Linked DNA regions of Mus musculus: region 2 is linked to region 1. The links are chromatin loops, found by intact Hi-C in ENCODE. Cell type or tissue: heart. All regions are shown on one strand. Links, peaks and the distances in the headings refer to the core of each region. The heading gives the core; the rest is flanking DNA.

What was found. A loop is a pair of places that touch in the nucleus more often than their neighbours do. Peaks named below come from ENCODE experiments on the same cell type or tissue, not always from the same donor. Only the 100,000 strongest peaks of a DNase experiment are listed, where the experiment ranks them.
Region 2: a loop joins it to region 1, with 2.5 times the contacts of the local background. A loop is called at or near these places in 4 of 42 quality-filtered maps.

Annotation. Positions count from the first base shown.
Region 1 is chr2:60,437,096-60,446,347 of GRCm38, forward strand. It overlaps Pla2r1 (phospholipase A2 receptor 1), which reads right to left. Exons shown (of 30, transcript NM_008867.2): 18 at 7,036-7,100; 19 at 6,182-6,285; 20 at 3,991-4,127. Among named protein-coding and RNA genes, the nearest start is that of Gm13580, 30 kb to the left of the region's middle. In heart, for the core only: CTCF peaks have their summits at 5,006 (motif pointing left) and 6,386 (motif pointing right); no DNase peak of the experiment used is centred there.
Region 2 is chr2:61,450,654-61,459,905 of GRCm38, forward strand. It overlaps Gm39835 (a long non-coding RNA gene), which reads right to left and starts at 1,417. Exons shown (of 3, transcript XR_866363.2): 1 at 1,313-1,417; 2 at 1,132-1,234. It overlaps Gm33753 (a long non-coding RNA gene), which reads left to right and starts at 2,289. Exons shown (of 4, transcript XR_374566.2): 1 at 2,289-2,494; 2 at 2,624-2,726; 3 at 3,053-3,122; 4 at 3,194-3,439. In heart, for the core only: CTCF peaks have their summits at 4,007 (motif pointing left) and 5,464 (motif pointing left); DNase peaks (open chromatin) are centred at 3,278 and 3,948; H3K4me3 peaks cover 803 bases; H3K27ac peaks cover 1,417 bases.

The DNA of each region.
Region 1 (9,252 bases), core at 574-8,573:
CTTGCAGATACCTCGTTTTTATAAAATTCTTAGAAGGTGATTGACTTGTCAGCCGAGTTTTTTTAAAGTAATAAAAATTAGCCCTTGAAAGAGTTCACCAACCAGCAAGAAGATTTAATGGCCCATAATGCATTGAGATTTGTTCAGAATGTATCCCCCACTTTCTTTTCTATAGCTTTAAGAGTTAATGGGGGAAATGGCCCAATGGTGCTTGCTGCTTCTCTCAGCAACAGTCCTTTCTTCGCCAGCTTCTAGAGTATCTGGTTAACCCATGAATACTGTTCCCTTTAGCCGTAGTTTCCACTTTATCAGTTTCAAATACCCACAGAGGAGAAAGTGCAGAGCAATGACAACAACGCTATGGTCTGTGCGTGGGAGAGAGAGAGAGAGAGAGAGAGAGAGAGAGAGAGAGAGAGAGAGAGAGAGAGAGAGAGAGAGAGAGAGAGGGAGGAACAGGGAGCAGGCGTTCCCTTAATTTTGTTTTAGGACAGCATTTTATTTTATTATTGGTTATTGTGATTCTTCCTTTTTAAAGATTTATTTTTTTAAAAATATGTCTAGGTTAGTTCAAGTGCCTGAGGAGGTCAAAAGAGGGTGTCAGATCCCTCGAGCTAGAGTTTAATGTAGCTGTGAACTGCCCCATGTTGGTGCTGGGAACCGAACTTGGGTCGTCTGCAGGGTAGCACAAACTCCTTACAGCCGAGCCATCTCTGCAGCCCCTATGGTTTCTTAACCTGCCTCACTTATGAATGGAACTTTACTAAAGTTACTCAGTCCTTAGCAAGACCCTCATCTAAAGACATTCTCTACAGGTGCCCACACTGGGAGGGAAGATGGACATTTTAGAGGTGAAATCTAAGGAAAAGCCTTAGAAATTGAGGTGTGTCCTCATAAAGGATTAGGGCACCTTAGTCTCTGTTTCTCTGTCTACTCCTTCCAACTCCCTGATGTAAGTTCAAGATACAACCACTTGCCTTTTGATTCTGTTTTAAAGTAAAAATTTGAGACGAGAGAGGCAGTTGTTTGTATCTGTCTATAACAACCAATTCTAGAATGTCCTTGTTCTAACAGCCTTAGGAAACTAACAGCCATGTGATTGAAATAAAAGTCAATTTGAATCCAAATCTGAGCCAAAATCATGTAGAAGATGACGTGGGGGAAAGTATTTGTGACATGTGACTTGAGGCTGCGTTCTTAGGTGTCAGACCAAAAGCACAAGCAAGAGAGGAAAAAGTCGATACATTGGGCTTTATCAAAATTATAGAGATGCATGCAGCAGAGGACATTATAATTATAAAGGAGAACATAATTATAATCATTAGAGGTAAAGATCATTTACCTGATAGGAATTCATTACACATAACACTAGAAAGAATTTCTATAATTCAACATTAAAAAAACCAAATGACTTAATTAAAACATGGACAAAGATTTAATTAAACATCTCCCTCTCCAAAAGTATATGAACGAAACTTCCTCTTATATATGCAATTATAAGTTGTTTATGTGTTGGGAAAACCCATTTGTCAGTTTCTCAAATAGCTAAACAAGAGCATCCTATAACTTAGCAGTTGTGCTTCTAGGTTTATCTCCAAAGGGAACGAAAACTGGGATGTGGAAATGTGTGCACTGATGCATATTGTAGCATTCTTCTTCTTCTTTTTTTTTTTTTTTATTTCTGTGGAAAATACCAGCAGAATCTTGATGAAGATTGGATTGGCTCTGTAGATTGCTTTGGGTTGTGTTGATATTTTAATAATAACAATTCTTTGAAAAATAAATCCAATACAACTTTTAAAACAGGGAAATGGTATGTGTGTGTGTGTGTTCCTGTGTGTTATTGTAGAAGAGCCATGCACATGTCTTATCAGAGGACCACCTTGGGTTTCACTCCTTGCTTTCCATCCTGTTTGAGACAGGGTCTCTCCTGTTCTCTGCCATGTAAACAAACTGGCCCATGAGTTTCTGGTGATCCCTGCCTTAACCTCCCAGGTAGAAGCATCTGCTGGGATTAGATACATGTGTGCTACTGTATCTGCTGTTTTACATGGCTTCTGCCTCCAACTTCTATGTAAAAATAGGAATAATAATTTTGTATATCTTAAAATTTGAGTTAAATGAGAAATGTTTACGAAACTGCCTAGTAAAATCATCCAAGTGAGAACAACACTAGGTCTTCGTGATAGACAGATAGATGGGTGGGCAAGGGGTCACGTATCGTATAGGACTATCTTCTGAGTGAGACAGCTGCCATCTTCAGTGCAACTGTGCCCCTTGCAAAAGATGATCCTAGCTGGGTCTGTTGACTGTTTATTCTCATTGGGAGGAGAGGGGTCAGAAGACTCTCATCCAGCTATGAGTTCATCCAGCCGCTTCAGACACCTATTGTATACAACTCTGCCCTAACTGCATGTGGCCTGGGGGAGGGGCTAGGGAAAGACTAGGTAGGGGAAGATGGTCCCAACCATGTGGCTATGTCATTGTCTCTGCTAGGTAAAGACTTTCCCATAAGCAACCCTTCACCTACACTCTGTAAGGAAACCAAGTGGTTCTTCAGTGACTTTTGTAGAATAATACAACTTTTAAACAGGGAAATGAAGCTGGTGTGTGTGTGTGTGTGTGTGTGTGTGTGTGTCTTTGGGAACCTTAGGAATAGGGGTAGATATAGTTTATATTACACCCTGGGAAAGAATTTTAGCAACACATATGCTATAGAATATTACCCAGCCTTAAAAAGGGGAAAATCCTGTTACATGTTATAACATTGTCAAGACTTAATGACACCATACTGAATGAAGTGAGCCAGTCATCAAAGAATAAATATACTTCATGATTTCATGTACAGGAGGCATATACAGCCTGTCTCAGAGAGGCATGAAATAAAACAGTGGAGCCATTTCTTCAGGAGTCAGTGTGATGGGAAAGAAGAATAGGGTGTTGTTATTATTTAATGAATGCAGAGTTTTGGTTCTGCAAGAAGAAAAAGGACCCAGAGATGCACTGTACAACACAATGATACTGAGCACCTGCAAACCACACACTGAAAATGATTAAGGCAGAAAATCCTATGGTGCATGTATTTCACCAAAATTCAGTTAGCCATACATCACTACCTATATATGTACAGAATTCAGGTGACTTCATTGCCTCAGTTAACAGTGACATTAAGATGCTGAAGAAAACGCCAGCCAGTGTGACCACTTAGACTCAAAACTGGCCATCCACAATCAAAGAGCAATTTCATGTTAGTGTACGCAATTATGACACCATCTCATTTCTTAATCCTCTAAGAGTTAAACTATCCCAGTTTGGGATTTACTTAAATCACTCCCAGCCAAGGCCTATAAAGTTATTTTATTACAAAACAGAAGGAGTGGAGGAAAAAACCTCCGCCTTAATTGAAGGCAGCATCGGAAATCATAAACCTGGATGGCAGTGTCCCTGCTGGCAAGCCTTTTCTCTTAAATGGAATTCTGCACCAAGTGTCAGTTTTATGAGGCTCAAGATGACCCTGACCAAATTACATCATTAGTTCATCAGTTTACAGGTAGGTGGAGGCCTGCTGGTTCTGGGCAGTGAAGATGAGGGGATAGAGCCTGGGCCTGTACATGTATAGTTTATTTGTAGGCAGGATCTAGATAAGCTGGCATGCAGACACACATGTGTACACACCCATGCACTGCAGACACGCACACACATCATATCCTGTGACTCGAAAGATGGTCACTAAAACTGCCTCTACAGATGAGGTATGGAGGCATGGCTGCCTTACACAAAACCTTTTTTTTTTTTTTGCCTAAAGGAAAAGCTTCTAAAACCATTAGGATGTGATAGTGACATCTCAGGTCCCTCAGAAAACTGGTGCTTAAAAAAACAAAACAAAACAAAACCCAAAACCAAAAACCAAAAAACCCTACCCTCACTTTTAATAACTTTTCAATTGAAGTTCAACAAAGAGAGACAAAGATGACTTCACAAGAAGAAATTTACCTTATAGTTAAAATACAGCCACCCCTTGGGGCATGTCCCAGGCTGTGTCGGCGGCTTCTCCTTCTCGATGACCCATATCTTCACTCGCTTACAGATGCTGGGCAAAGGAACAGAGCAGTTCTCAGTCCCCCAGAGCCCTGCAGGAGGAGACAGGTCAGAAAGTCTCAGGAACAAGGAAGACTCCACCCAAGTTCTTATGGGTTGCTTTTCATGGCTGCTCTGATTTTTCATTTTTTCTTTTTTGAAGTCTGGAAACTGAACCAAACTACTAATTACAGAGATTTCTAGTGACACTGACCTGGGCAAGGTGAGACCTGAGTAATTACAATGTAAGAATATAAGAACTTTTGACTAAAGTAAACAAACGCTAAAACTGAAACAGCATTAATTTAAAGTCCTACGGATAATTGACTTGGGGCACGAAATAAGATTTCATAGTTTTTAAGTATCCAGCTTCAGTATACAGGGGAAATGATTCTAAGATTGTCCTTTGTAAAGATTGTAAAACATCTCTAAACTTTATAAAATATCTTCAGAAAATGCAGGTTGGATATACCCAATCTAATTTCTAAAACTGGCAAAGTCCATCTTAGCATCCCCAACCTGAAAACTCCAAAACATGTCTTATCTTACTCGGATAAAAGATCTTCCGAGTACATACTAATACAGAAAGGTCAAGTCAGGAACTCCTCACAAAGGAAGATTTCTCAGTCTTGACCCTTAACTGAGACCGGCTCCCATAGGAGCCTGTCTTCTGTAAGATAGAGCCCCAGCTTCCCAGCCCCCTGCAAACTATCTTTTAACTTAGGAGGGCTACAGTTCCAGAGGAGAGGTGTCAGGGCACGTAAGCAATTGCCTGAGTAGAAGCCGAGGTGCAAGGCAGGCTAAGCTTCTTGTATCAGAACAGGAGTAAAAACTGGGGCTTCTAAGGTGGGGCTGGGCTGTGATTGTCACTGGAATGCTCAGCTCTTCTTGCAAATAGCCCTTTCCACAGGCTGTTGTGACACCTGCTGGTAAAGCCAGCAGATTAACTACAGCTTTCTCCTAACTCTGCTCGCCCACAGAGGATTTCCTCTTCATTTCTTTTCTGACCAAGTTAGTTATGAATATGTTTTTCTCCTTATTACTTTTCTTTCTCTCTCCCTCCCTCTACCTTTTCCCCTTAAAATATGGCTTGATTCAGCCTAGATAGCATTGTTCTTAGAACATACAGAAGCCAGTCTCTAGCTTCACTGTACCATGGGATCCAATTTGCAGACAGGTTTTCTTCTAAGATGTGCATTCATCAGAGCCAGAGATGGTGAGGATGGTGGGACAGTGACCCGGGCATAGGTGTTTTATTTAAAGACTGTTTATTTTTATGTGCACTGGTGTTTGCCTGCATGTATGTCTGCATGAGGAGGGTACCAGATCCCCTGGAACTGGAGTTACAGACAGTTGTGAGCTTCCATGAGGGTGCTGGGACTTGAACCTGGGTACCTTAACTGCTGAGTCATCTCTCTAGCCCTAAATGTAGGGTATTCTTCTTCTTCTTCTTTTTAATGTGAGGGAAGATGGAAGTAAATGTCCCAGAGGTTAAAGTGTCAGTCAGTGTACAAACAGGAAAATAGAGATGTATGAAGAAATAGCTCCCCACTGAAGTCTCACAGAGAATAGCATCTACAAGGCACGTTTTTTCCCCACTGTATCTGTCCAAATTAGTTAACTCTTAATTGTTTTGGGTGGGTACAAGAAACATTTTTTTTTATATATTTGATAGGGAAATGCATACTTGTCTTTACCAAAAATACTTATTTTTATTGCTTTGAATGGATGTATGTGGACCACGTGTGTGCCTGATCCCAGAGGAGGTCAGAAGAAGACATTTGATCTCTGGAACTGGAGTTACAGATAGTTGGGAGCCACCACATGGGTGCCAGGAAACCAGGTCTTAGCCTCTGGACCAGAGGTGCGTGTCTGTAACAGTGTCCGTAGGCTCCCTTCGGGTTCTGTTGGCTCTTGAGGACTTACCTATCTGTAAGTTTACAGGCATGTGAGTACATGAATTTCATAGTATGAGCAGTCATCCAGACACCTGACAACTTGTGAGACTGTACAAGATCAACAGAAAACAAAAATAACCGCATGGAGGAGACTGGTAACCTCTAGAGGTGGTTGCAGTATAAACCCAAACATCAAAAGGAACAGTGACCTGTTATGGAAGATATGAAGACACATCGCTTTCTCTGGCTATCCACTCTTTCTTCTCTTCCTTTGTCCCAGTTCTGGAATATCACGGGCGACCCGTTACTCCACCTGTAGGAAAGTTTACAGAGATTTATTTTTCCATGTAAGTGTTGTTATCACTGCGTTTGTGAGTATTTGTGCTGCATGTGTGTAGATGCCTGTGGAGTCCAGAAGGGGGCATCAGATCTCCTTGAGCTGGAGTTACAGGTGATTGGGAGCTGTGCAGTGTGGGTGCTGAGAACGAAATTCTGAAAGAGAAGCGAGTGCTCTTAAGCACTGAGCCATCCCTCCAGCCTCAGGAAAAAACCAAACCAAACCAAACCAAACCAAACCAAACCAAACCAAACCAAACCAAACCAAACCAAACCAAACCAAACCAAACCAAACCAAACCAAATCATTAAGGTCTCATTTTGCATGTTCAGTATCTGCATCTATCCTTGTAGTTCTGGGGTATAGACTTGAAGGATAACAGTTTATTCAATTTGGTTAAGTGTACTGCACTGTACTCACAAAGTTTTCTAAATTTAACTTTATACTGTGTTTTTATCTCTCTCTCTCTTTCTCTCTCACATACACACAAAATAGGACAGGCAGAAGCCTGCACAGGAAATTGATATGTTTGTCGGATAGTTTGATGATGGTTTCATTGGTACTGAACTGAAAAGCACTCATGCCTATTGTTAGACGAATGAAAATTTGTAAGTTAAGGATAACAGGTGAAGGCCATTCAGCGAATCGATTATCAAAACCCAGCCTGATCATTTGGCACACACAACTTGTCAAATAACGTTAAACATGGATTAGTGTCGGTCCGTACTGAATTTGATCTCTGGCTCCTCCTTCTTCAAGTCCGATCCACCACTTCACACCATACTTTGTCAGCTATTGAAGGGAAGGGAGAGAGAACATGTCAGTGTTTGATGTTCTTGTTTACATTGTTCTACTATTTGGATCAATGGGGTTGCTATTGGTTTTTTAATTACTACAATGTTACCAGGTTATGTAAAGAAGAGTAACGAGCTAAGGGCTAGTGTCTAGAGAAGTCGTGAAATTGAATTATTCTAAAGCATTCCCTGTTCATTATGAAAGAGAATGATAGTGAACCACTGAAAATATTTCTGTTTCATTCAACTTGAAAGGCAAGGCTTCTAACTCTGTGAGAAGTCACGTGACATAAAAGAGAGACGGGTACCTCTTCTGACTATAATTAGTGGCTTCTTCTCTCAGTGATTTATGGAAGCTCCCTGCAGATGTCACATTTATTTGACAAACAAGGTACAAAGACATTAACAGAATAAAGATTTAGAGTCTAAGCATATTAGTCTGTGAACCTTTAGACAGTGTCCACACTGAGAGAGAGAGAGAGAGAGGAGAGAGAGAGAGAGAGAGAGAGAGAGAGAGAGAGAGAGAGAGAGAATAGGACAAAACAACCCTACAGAATTCCAATGTCTGAAAGCTAGCAAATTATCCATTTTATTAGTCTACAGTCAATTATTAATCACCCAGTCTAAGCACAGTGAAGTATCAAGTGGAGAAGCATGGACATGCAGGCGCACACTCACGTACACACTGCACTGCAGATATCATGCTGGACTTATGGTCCAGGAAATTGAAGCCTTCTCCTTAATCACAAAAGAGGAAGGGACAGATGAGCTTTCACTGAGCCCTCTCGAGCAGTGTGCTTTACGGCGTATCTGCTCCCTCTGTATGTGTATCAAAATTCAAATTAACTTTTATATGCCCAAACCCTATTAAGGTTAAGGCCTTATGTATTTAAATTTGTACTCTTATTTCCTTTTGGGAGGGCTTGGGGATACATTTTTAAGATACATTATTTATTTCCATATGAATTGCAAGTCACTACCACAGAACCTGATAGCTTGCTAACATTCTTATTTTGAAACAAGTGTGCTTTTACTTCTTAGCCAGCATGGCTGTCTGCCAGAGCAGCAATTTGAGAATATTGCAAAGGGGGAGCCACTATAATTTGAGATCCCTGAGGCACTGTTCCGTGGGCGTGTTCCCACATGCTGAATTCAGAGCCCCATTTTCATACTTTGGAGTGCTTCCGTTGAGATTGGCATGGATACGGCAGGAAGACTACAACTTAATTGCATCTAAGGAAGGCACATGGGCAACAGCAGTCAAAATCATAGCCTGACCACTCACTCTCCCAGTTTAGGACCTTTAAGGGGAAGTTATAACATTTATATCTTCTTTTTCTTTTTTTTTTTTAATTAGATATTTTCTTTATTTACATTTCAAATGTTATCCCCTTTCTTGGTTTCCCCTCTGAAAATCTCCTCCCCCTTCCCCCTCCCCCTGCTCACCAGCCCACCCACACCTGCTTCCTGGCCCCAGCATCCCCCTATACTGGGACATAGAGCCTTCACAGGACCAAGGTCCTCTCCTCCCATTGATGACCGACTAGGCCATCCTCTGCTACATATGCAGCTGGAGCCATGAGTCCCACCATGTGTTTTCTTTGGTTGGTGGTTTAGTCCCAGGGAGCTCTGGGGGGTACTGGTTAGTTCATATTGTTGTTTCTATGACATTTATATCTTAAGTGGTATATTTATTGCCACCTGATTTAAGATATGATCATCTGCCACATAGTGCATCCCAGCTGTGACATATGTGGTAGAGAACTTTACAGGACAAGCTGAAAGATGACAAAACAGCCTGGTATGGAAAAGTGAATATTTTAAATGTTAGCTAGGTATATACAGCCATAACAACTGAAACCTAATAATAGGTGTTTGAAAGAAGAAATGTAATATGAGCATGCATTTCACAAATCAGTTATATTTTGTTATGCTCAAGTAGCCTTATGGTTAACTGACAGGAAAGGTCATTTCCCAGTGAGCTAGACACACAAGCCAACATAATCATCTACTCAACTTTCTTCAGCAAAGGCAATCTGTCATCTCTTAGGTTTCTACCAAAGTGATCAAGGGCGTTAGTTTAAGGGTTTAAACAGCCAGATTTTAAGAAGTAATAGATTTGATATACAGTTTTAGAAATGCTTACAAAC
Region 2 (9,252 bases), core at 672-8,671, 1.0 Mb after region 1:
TGTTGATTTGTGATCACAGAGTCCACTGCTGTCCTGAATATTACCTTTCACTTTCTATTGTAACTAAATAAGTCATTGACTATATAAAAAGAGTCTTTATTGAACCCTAAGCCAGGGGTGGAGGTAAAGACAGAGGTAGCCAAGTGTGGTTACTGATCTCGAGATTGCAACCTGCCTGAGAAAAGAAATCTTAACCAAAGAATATGGGTTAGAGGAGTAATTAAATACATGGCCCAAGTTCAAAACCGCACAGTATGTTTGTGGGAACTGGAGGAAACTCTGAGTGAGTGTGTGTTGTTGATATGGGGACAGCTATGTCAAGGACCTCAATGCTTCAGACTCATGGGAGTGGCAAAGCCTTTCCCTGGTGAGGCATGGAGGCATGGCAAAGGCTCTGTCTTATCCAAGTGCTTACAAATGATTGACCTCTCAGTCACAGCTTCCTCCGGGATGGTTGCAGCCTGAGCCTGCTTCCCTCCAGAGATCTCCTACCAAGATTAACTGAACCTGCATCCAATAAACCTACTTCTGCAATTTCCCAGAGGTATGAAATAAACTTTCTGCATTTCCCGGTTGCTGCTGCTGGTACATCAGAGTGCACATGGCTTACCCCACCCCAGCACTTCTGTCTGTGTGTCTGTCCTTTCCTCGTTCTCTTTTTTTTTCCTCTTTATTTTTATTATTTTGTTTTTATTTTTATTTATTTATTTATTTTGTTTGTTTGTTTGTTTTGTTTTCCTCGTTCTCTTATCACCACAGTTAGGTCAGTCTCTGAAGCTGTGTATAGCAAAGTACATGTTGACACCATTGGGGCTAAAGAAGACAGCCACATCAGTACAGAAGTCAAGATGCAGCTTTCCATATAAGCGCCGATTAGTGTAGCTTGCATCTTTTAGGACGACCTTATCTGTGGGAATATTGTACTCCACCATTTTTATATCCTCGTTCTCATGCTTTCAGAAGTATCAGTTAAATAAGAGTTATGCCAAGTTTCAAAATGAACTAGACCTCTCTCTCTCTCCTCTTAGAAACCAATTTCTTTAAAAGCCAAAACAAAGACAAAATTCAGTTTTCTGGGTTTCATCACCTCCAAAGCCCCACTCGGGTGGTTACTTTTGGGAGCTGGCTCACCTTGAGAAATGCTGAAGTGGTCCTTCCTGGTGTCTGTGAGGGCGACCAGAGGAGGCGGGTGAGGAATTGTAGTGGCTAGTCCTGGTTGTCAACTTGACTATATCTGGAATGAATTATAAACCAGCGTTAGAAGGCTTACCAGTGATCCTAATCTGGAGGCTGGGACATACAAGTTTCTGACCTGGATCTTGGCATGGAAATCTTGAGGCATAATGGCTGTGAATTTCAGAAGATTAAGACAAGGGGAGATCTCTGAGTTCAAGGTCTTCTGGCATTAAAGGTGTGGTGGCACACACCTTTAATCTGGGCTACACCTTCTGCTGGAGACCTACATAAGGACATTGGAAGAAGGAAGATAGTCTCCTCTCCCTCTCCCTCTCCCTCTCCCCCCCTCTCTCTCTCCTTTGCCTGCTTGCCTTGTGGGACTGAGCAACTACTAGATCCTTGGACTTCCATTCACAGCTGCTGTTGACCATTGTTGGGAGTTGGACTATAGACTGTAAGTCATCAACAAATTCCTTTATTATATAGAGACTACCCATAAGTTCTGTGACTCTAGAGAACTCTGACTAATACAGGGACCCAATGAAGTGACCATGATTACAGGCACCAGTCAATCAGGCAAGGGCCTAGAGAGAACAGAAAGGTTAGACAAAGGTGATTTCTTCACTCAATTCCAGAAGCTGAAAAGTCTAATATGAGAGACCATGAGATACACCCTTGCCCAGGGTGGGAGGTGAGAGGAGGTAAGGGGTGGGGAGGGAGGTAAAGAAGCAGGAGGAGGTAAGGGGGAAAGAGTGAGAGAGAGCTGAATTTCTTTTTATAACATGAACCTGCTCCAAAATCAGCATTAATCCCCATGAGGGCAGAGCCTTCATCTTTTAAAGGTACCATTACTCAACACTAATACACTGGGAACTCTTCCCAGCATGCAAAATTTGGGGCAGGGCATATACTGAAACTTTAGAACTGACAATCTTACGACAGCTGCTGGGATTGCCTGAGAAGCTTGGTTTTATGGGCTATTCCAGGTGATGGGACTCCTGCCACAAGTCTGGGAACCATAGATATTGTGCCAATTTCAGAAACATCTTCTTATCCCCATTTGTGATGCCCAAATCTGGATTAAGATATTCTTCTTTACATTGCAGGGCTTCTTTTCCCAGCCCTTACAGGTTTCCAGGAAACCCTAGTGGGCGTCACGACACATGGAAAGGCTCCAGATTGTGTGTGAAAAATGGCGGATGGGCACACACTTTTTCTTAGGTTACCAGAGGCTCCAGAACACAGGAGAGGGGATCTGCTGCTGAGGACTGACTGAGTTCTCTAGGTTTCCACTTCAGAACTCAGGTGTCTTTCTAGGGTGAGTACATACATAGATACCAGGTAAAATAAGCAAGAGAATTCTCATGCCAAGTACTAAAATGAATCGGCATCGTTGGCTGAACACCCTGGATGAATGCAATACATTGAACCTATTCATTCCTTCCAGGAGCCCTGGAACCCTCTGGAATGGACAGCACCATCCCCACTTCAGCTTTGAGGAGCATCAGATATACTAGTTATCGGGCAATCAATAGTTATCAGATACCACTGTAAGCACTTCACAAGAGCTCAGCAACTCTTCCAACAAGTCTAGAGAGCAGATTCTATTATCTCCATGTTACAAATGAAGAAACAGCCTTCCCATAAGTCCACTTCTCTCATCTCTATCACAAGAAATAACAATAGTAGCCCTGCACGCAGGAGCTATTCTAAGCATCCTTTTATTGAAGAGGAGCCTAAAACAAAAAAAGGGGCAAATAACTTGCCCATTCTCGTAGCAAGAGGTGGAACTAGAATCCAAAAATACTCTCTACTGTCTCAGTTCTAGTTTTGACCTTGCTGGATAAGTGTTTTTTTTTTTTTTTTTTTTTTTCAGGCCTGAGCTTGTGTGGACGCCATGTCTAATCTAGTAACTTCCTTTGTCATTTTAAAGCTCCATGCACAAGGTAAGCAGGATTCTGGGCACAGCTCCTAAGTTTCTACACAGTCCTCCATTACCACCTTGTGTTGCCTGCAGGTCTCCGGTGACAGCATGCCAGGCCACCCTCAGCTGGTTCCCAGACCACACAAGGTCACACCAGTCACTCAGGGATGCCAGAGCTCACAGCTGCCTTTTACAATCACGGACACAATGAGAGCAGACAGCCCGGCTGCTCACACGGCTTCCAGATATCACATTACTAATATTGCCTCGGCGCAGTGTTCTGAGACCATTCTGAGCCCGGTTACAAAAATAGTCATGACTCTCATCGGGGCTGAGACTGTTGGTTTTGTTAGGTGAGAACACTTGAGGAATATAAAATGCATGAGAAAGAGTGGCAAAGAGGAAAAGCATTCGAAAGGATGTATAGGGTCAAACAGAAGTCACCCAGCAGTGGAGAACCACCTGACCATGGCTTTCGGCGCAGCTTAAACCTGGGGTCTGAAGAGTTAATCAGTTCCTCTTCCCTTTGGTTCCTTCCAAATTACAAAATGTTGAATTGGATCGTGTGCCTTTAACTGCGTGTGCATGTGTTAAAAGCAAAACTACGGCTCTTTTTAATGTCCCCTGGTCTACATACAGGCACATCCACATCATGAGATTTGTGTGCTCAAAGCACACCGCATTTGTATGCCTAACCACTGATTTCTGCGGGGCTCTTAATGTTATGCAAGACTTTTCCCTTCCTTTGCTCACCTCCTGTGACTATGCTGATTCGGCATTTTATAGACGCATCAATTTTCCTTTAGAAGCTGTGCCGAGAATGTGCGAGTCCCTGGGCCAGTTTCTTATTGAAATCAGATGCAGAATCAGCTCACAGTTCGGTGATAGGCTGCCCCCTAGTGAAACTTTTCAGCTCCGCAGTCAACCTGCAAATTCCCCGCAAAGAGCTCTGCAGAGCCTTCTCAACAAAGAAGAAATGTCCTTCAGAGGAGGGTGGTGGACCCTCGTGTAATTCGATCTTCGACCTGTTTTCTGGGCGTTCTGTGAAATTTTTCCTTGATAATTCAAAATTGTCTTAAAAACATACCCTCAACGCTCATTCTTTTGTATGCCAATAAAAATACCTCTGGGAGTGAAAGCTGCTAAGGGCTGCACTAGGGAGCCGCATCTGTTTCTGCTTATTACACCTGCCTATTGTGTGATTCGATGTATCTGCACAACGCAAGCATGCTATGTGCTTCAGGCTCCCTAGCCTCTACTTTCTACAGAAGCTAAAGATTTGTCTTTATAGGGGGTTAAATTTTGTAGAGGCATTTTGCATGCTCCTTACGTGGAAAGTCCCAAGTCTAGACATTATTGCTACTACTATAGAATTATTTGTTTTAGACGAGACTCTTAAATGTTAAGCTAAATGTTGCTTATGGGTTGTATTGTTGCAGATGTGAAATTTCCCATAATTAATACAGCCCATAAATTATAAGTTAATATTCAGCAACTTGATAGCAGTAGCAAATTTATCCATCTTTGATGAGTGTGTCCATGACACTCCTTTCCAGGAACACTTCAGCCGAAGGCATCCTCAGTCTGAATGATTGTCTGAACGTTCACTCTGAACATCAGGGGATGAGATGGATGACTGACAAGTGCTGCATCAGCTGGGCGTTGGACCCGTGTTCTCATTTTCTGGTATTTCATTGGTATAGATGCCATCCAAGATTAGAATCAAAGAGTGTTCTTCATTTTGTTTCATGACTGTATTGTGGCTTCTGAACTTCTCTAGAAGAATGTTTCTCTTAGTTTCAACTACTTATGTATTTTATTAAGTATTATCCACTTTATAGATAGCTGAGGGCTTTTGTTGTTGTTGTTCTATGAAACAACAGTTACTGTCAGACATTGGGACACTTACTTCAGAAATAATGCGATCTGGCTCACCCTCATCATCATCCCTCCAACCCACTGCCTGTTACTAGCCATCAGGCTCAAACCAAAGCTCTTTCCCATCAACGTCGTTCCATATCTTGCCCTTGCAATTCCTGAGGACTCTGTGTTGCTCCCACTTTAAGATGCACACAGAAAGGTCAGCATCTTGCCTCGGTTCGAGTGTTCTAAATTAAAGGAACCTGCTCCATCGATCCCAGACAAGACTGAATGAGGGCTATCCCTAGAGAGTGGAAGACAGGCCAGGCCTCTCCCCAGAGAGTCTCCCCAAGGTTGTTCTTTCTTTCTAACCATGAATAAGTTATGAAGGTGAAATTTCTCTACTTACACAGAGGCATTGATAGATCCGGAGGAGGAGGGGCCTTCAGAGAAGCACTGCTGAGAACAGGTTAGAAGCAACAAGCCAGCAAGCGCCCCCTGCCGGTGCACTGACTATCCTGCGGTGCTCAGGAAAGATACTCCGTGACTACCCACCAAGTTCATTCAGGGGCTGGCAATTTTGTGCCTGGGCAAATATTGGCAATACTTTTCTCCTTCAGTCATTAAACTGGGGGAAATTGTTTTATTTTGGATTTGATTTGCCTTGGGTTTTAGTCCATTGCTGACACTCAGAATGAATAGCCACTACTAAGAATCCTTGCTTCCGGGATGTGAAGACCTTTCTAGAATACATAATCTGCCTTCTTCTTCTTTTTTTAATAACTCACCGCAAGGGGATATTAATATTTTTCTATTTTTAGGATGCCTATAAGAAGCAGTGTATGAGGATAGATAAATGATGACTCAGTGATACTGACTTTTTTTTTTTTTTTTTTTTTTTTTTGATGAAATAACACCCTTTCCTGCCCTGGTGTTGGGCTTGCCCGTGTGCCTTGCTGAGACCAACGGGCATAAGTACTTTCCCATTCCTCATCTGGGTATTATGGGATGTCATGTGTCTCTGATCGCTTCCTAACCTATCTTTGCCTCCATAATAGCTAATGACCTAGGAATATAAAGTTAGGGAATCCTGTCTCTAATCCACACTTGTAAACCACATCCAGCCTTGAGTTTGTTCCTTAAGACGGTTTTTTTTCTCATTAAGTCCCTAGCCTCAGAGGCAAATTAGGAGGAAAGAAAAATTATCCCCGTTTTATAGATGACAAGATTGAAGTGGGTGAAAACTTGGTTAAAGAAGAAGTTTGTAAGTGCCTGCAAAAACTTCAGCCCAAGTCTGTCTCTCCTCCTTTTGCTTTGTTGTTTTGTGAACTGAGGTGTCCAGGATGTTTGACTGACTGGTGGGGAAAGGTAAATAAGAATACTGAGTGACACAATCAGCAGGTGGCACTTATATGACAAGAGTTTTAAACAATTATTGTTTAAAAAGCATTAGAGCTGCCAGGCGGTGGTGGTACACGCCTTTAATCTCAGCACTTGGGAGGCAGAGGCAGGCAGATTTCTGAGTTCAAGGCCAGCCTGGTCTGCAGAGTGAGTTCCAGGACAGCCAGGGCTACACAGAGAAACCCTGTCTCGAAAAACCAACCAACCAAACAAACAAACAAACAAACAAAGAAGCATTAGAGCTGTTCTTTGTGAATTCAAAAGATAAAATTTTTGCTGAAGTGGACTGTGGACTGTGATAGAAGGTAGAGGGTTTGTTTTCAGATCTAGACTGTTGGTAAAGGATGGAAGTCCCCAAGTAGGGGAATTATGTAGTTAAAGAAAATAAGCCATCTACCCAGCTGCTGATCTGAGCTTTGAAATGACTCTTTTATCATTAGCAGCTTCTCAAACTAAGGGGAAGCAGAGACTGAACCATGATGCTTGTCACAAAGGCCTAGAGAGCAGCTTTCCAGGGTCCTGGTACTGCATCAAATTATAAGGAACCAACCAATGTTGGTCCCAGGGTCAGATGCTTGAACATAGCTAAAGGGGAACTAAAAAGACCATGAGACCCCACAATTGGGCTGGAGAATCCTATATGTAGCTAGCAATTATCAGTGTGACTTCCGGGCCACCTGGGAAGAAGCTCCGTGACATTTGTAGAACTTCCACAAGGCTTAAACATTTTTGTTGTTGTTGCAAAACTAAGATTTGGGGTGCCAAGCTGTGCAAGTTGATATTGTATCTTTTAGTGCTATATACACACACACATATATACACTCACACACACACACACACACACACACACATACACACACATATATTTGATGATACAGCTCAAATTGATAATTGTATTAATGTTACTCTTTTAGGTATAGCCATTTTAACATCCCAGGGCATAAGGTGGATGCTGTGTCCAGCACTTCTGCAGTGTCTGTCTCCAGGTGCCTAAGTTGTGTCAAGGAGATGCAAGAGCACAAGTGAGTTGTAAAGTAAACTAGCTGCCTTTCTGTCAAAACATCATTTCTATTCCCACAGAAGAATGAAGGACACATCATGGTTATTCAGTCACATATCTTAATAGTATGTTCAGGAATTTTCTCAGATACGAACCAATTAAACCTGGCACGTCAAAGAATACAGTTGACAGGATTACTGCCTATGAATCAATGTGAGCTTTCTTGACAGAAATAGAATCTTGAAAACCTCGCCTTGACCGCTGTGAACCCAACAGCACCCTTGTATGTACAGCTATGGAACTCAGCAAACAGCTTTCCAAACGGCCAGTGACTGAAGGCGCTCATGAGTCAATAATCTCACCAAAGGGCAATGCAAACCTACGCATTCTAGCATGAACGCATAAAGAAAGTTCTCGCTTGATTTCAGATACTGCTCTGCAGTCAATCTCTATGAAACTGACACTCGTTGAGTTTTGGTAAATTTAGAGAAGAAAGGGAGAGCTATCTGAAATGACTATTAAGTGGTGCTCTTAGTTTTTTTTTCTAGCTGTATGTCAGTGTGAGGCTAGATTGTTTTTCTGCATGCTTCAATCAGAGCACCATATAGATTAAATACAGAAACAGATGTAAAAAACCCAGCTACTTTAGAGATTTGCAGAATTTCTTTGTTGCTTTTTGTTTGTTTGTTTGTTTGTTCTGTTTTGTTTTGTTTTTCAAGACAGGGTTTCTCTGTGTAGCCTTGGCTGTCCTGGAACTCACTTTGTAGACCAGGCTGGCCTCGAACTCAGAAATCTGCCTGCCTCTGCCTCCCAAGTGCTCGGATTAAAGGCGTGTGCCACCATGCCAGGCTCCAGAATTTCTTTTTTAATGAAAGCTACTTTTACCATTCGATTTTTCATTTTCCAAAGTAATTATTTCCAAAAGTAACACTCAACTAATATAACATTTAACAGTTTTTAAGTGAGGTATTAAGTGTTTCAACATTCTTTTCTAACTTTCAACATGATTAACATTGATAGATAACACACACAAAGGAACTGAGGGGTTGGGGTGGCTGCAGAGATGGCCCAGTGGTGAGAGGCTCTGACGGCTCCTCCAGAGGACCTGGGTTCAAATCCCAGCATCCACATGACAGCTCACAACCATCTGTAACTCTTGTTCCAGGGCTTCTGACACCTCACACAGACATACATGCAGGCAAAATACTAATGAACATAAAATGAAAATAAATTTATAAAAAGAAACCAGCCCAATCTATATAAGTGGGCTACAGGCCAGTGAACCTACATAGAAAGACTTCGTCTCAAAATCTGAGCTGGGAACAAATGTCAGTGTCCATGGTCAGTGCTGCCACCAGAGCCTATGTTGACATCCATGGTCAGGGCTGCCACAGAAGACTGTGTTGACATCCATAGTCCATGCTGTCACCAGAAAGTCATGTTAAGGTCTGTGGTCTGTTCTGTCACAGGGACCATGTTGAGGTCTGTTTTCTGAACTGCTCCAGGAGGCCATGTGTCTATCTGGCCCACCAGAAACCATGTGGAAGTTCATGATCTGAGCTACCCCCGGCTGTTATGAGCAAGAAAATTTCTTTTGCAGTGGTATTGATGCCTGCAGACTCATAATTGAGATGAGAGACATTGAAGAATTCTATGACAACCTCCTGCTCCACTGGGGTTTTAGAAAAATAGTCTAGATGTGAAGCCATTGAAAAGAGCCCTTAAAATTTTTGATAAAGATACTGAAGTGCAGCTTTTCACAGTTGATGGCTTCTGGAAGAGGGTGGGGTCTGGGGGTGGGGAAGGGCTCAGTTATGTTTAAGGGGTTGCCTTCTGGGTGCTTAACTATATTCCAGTTAGTATATGGGCATCACAAATTGGAGTTGGTACT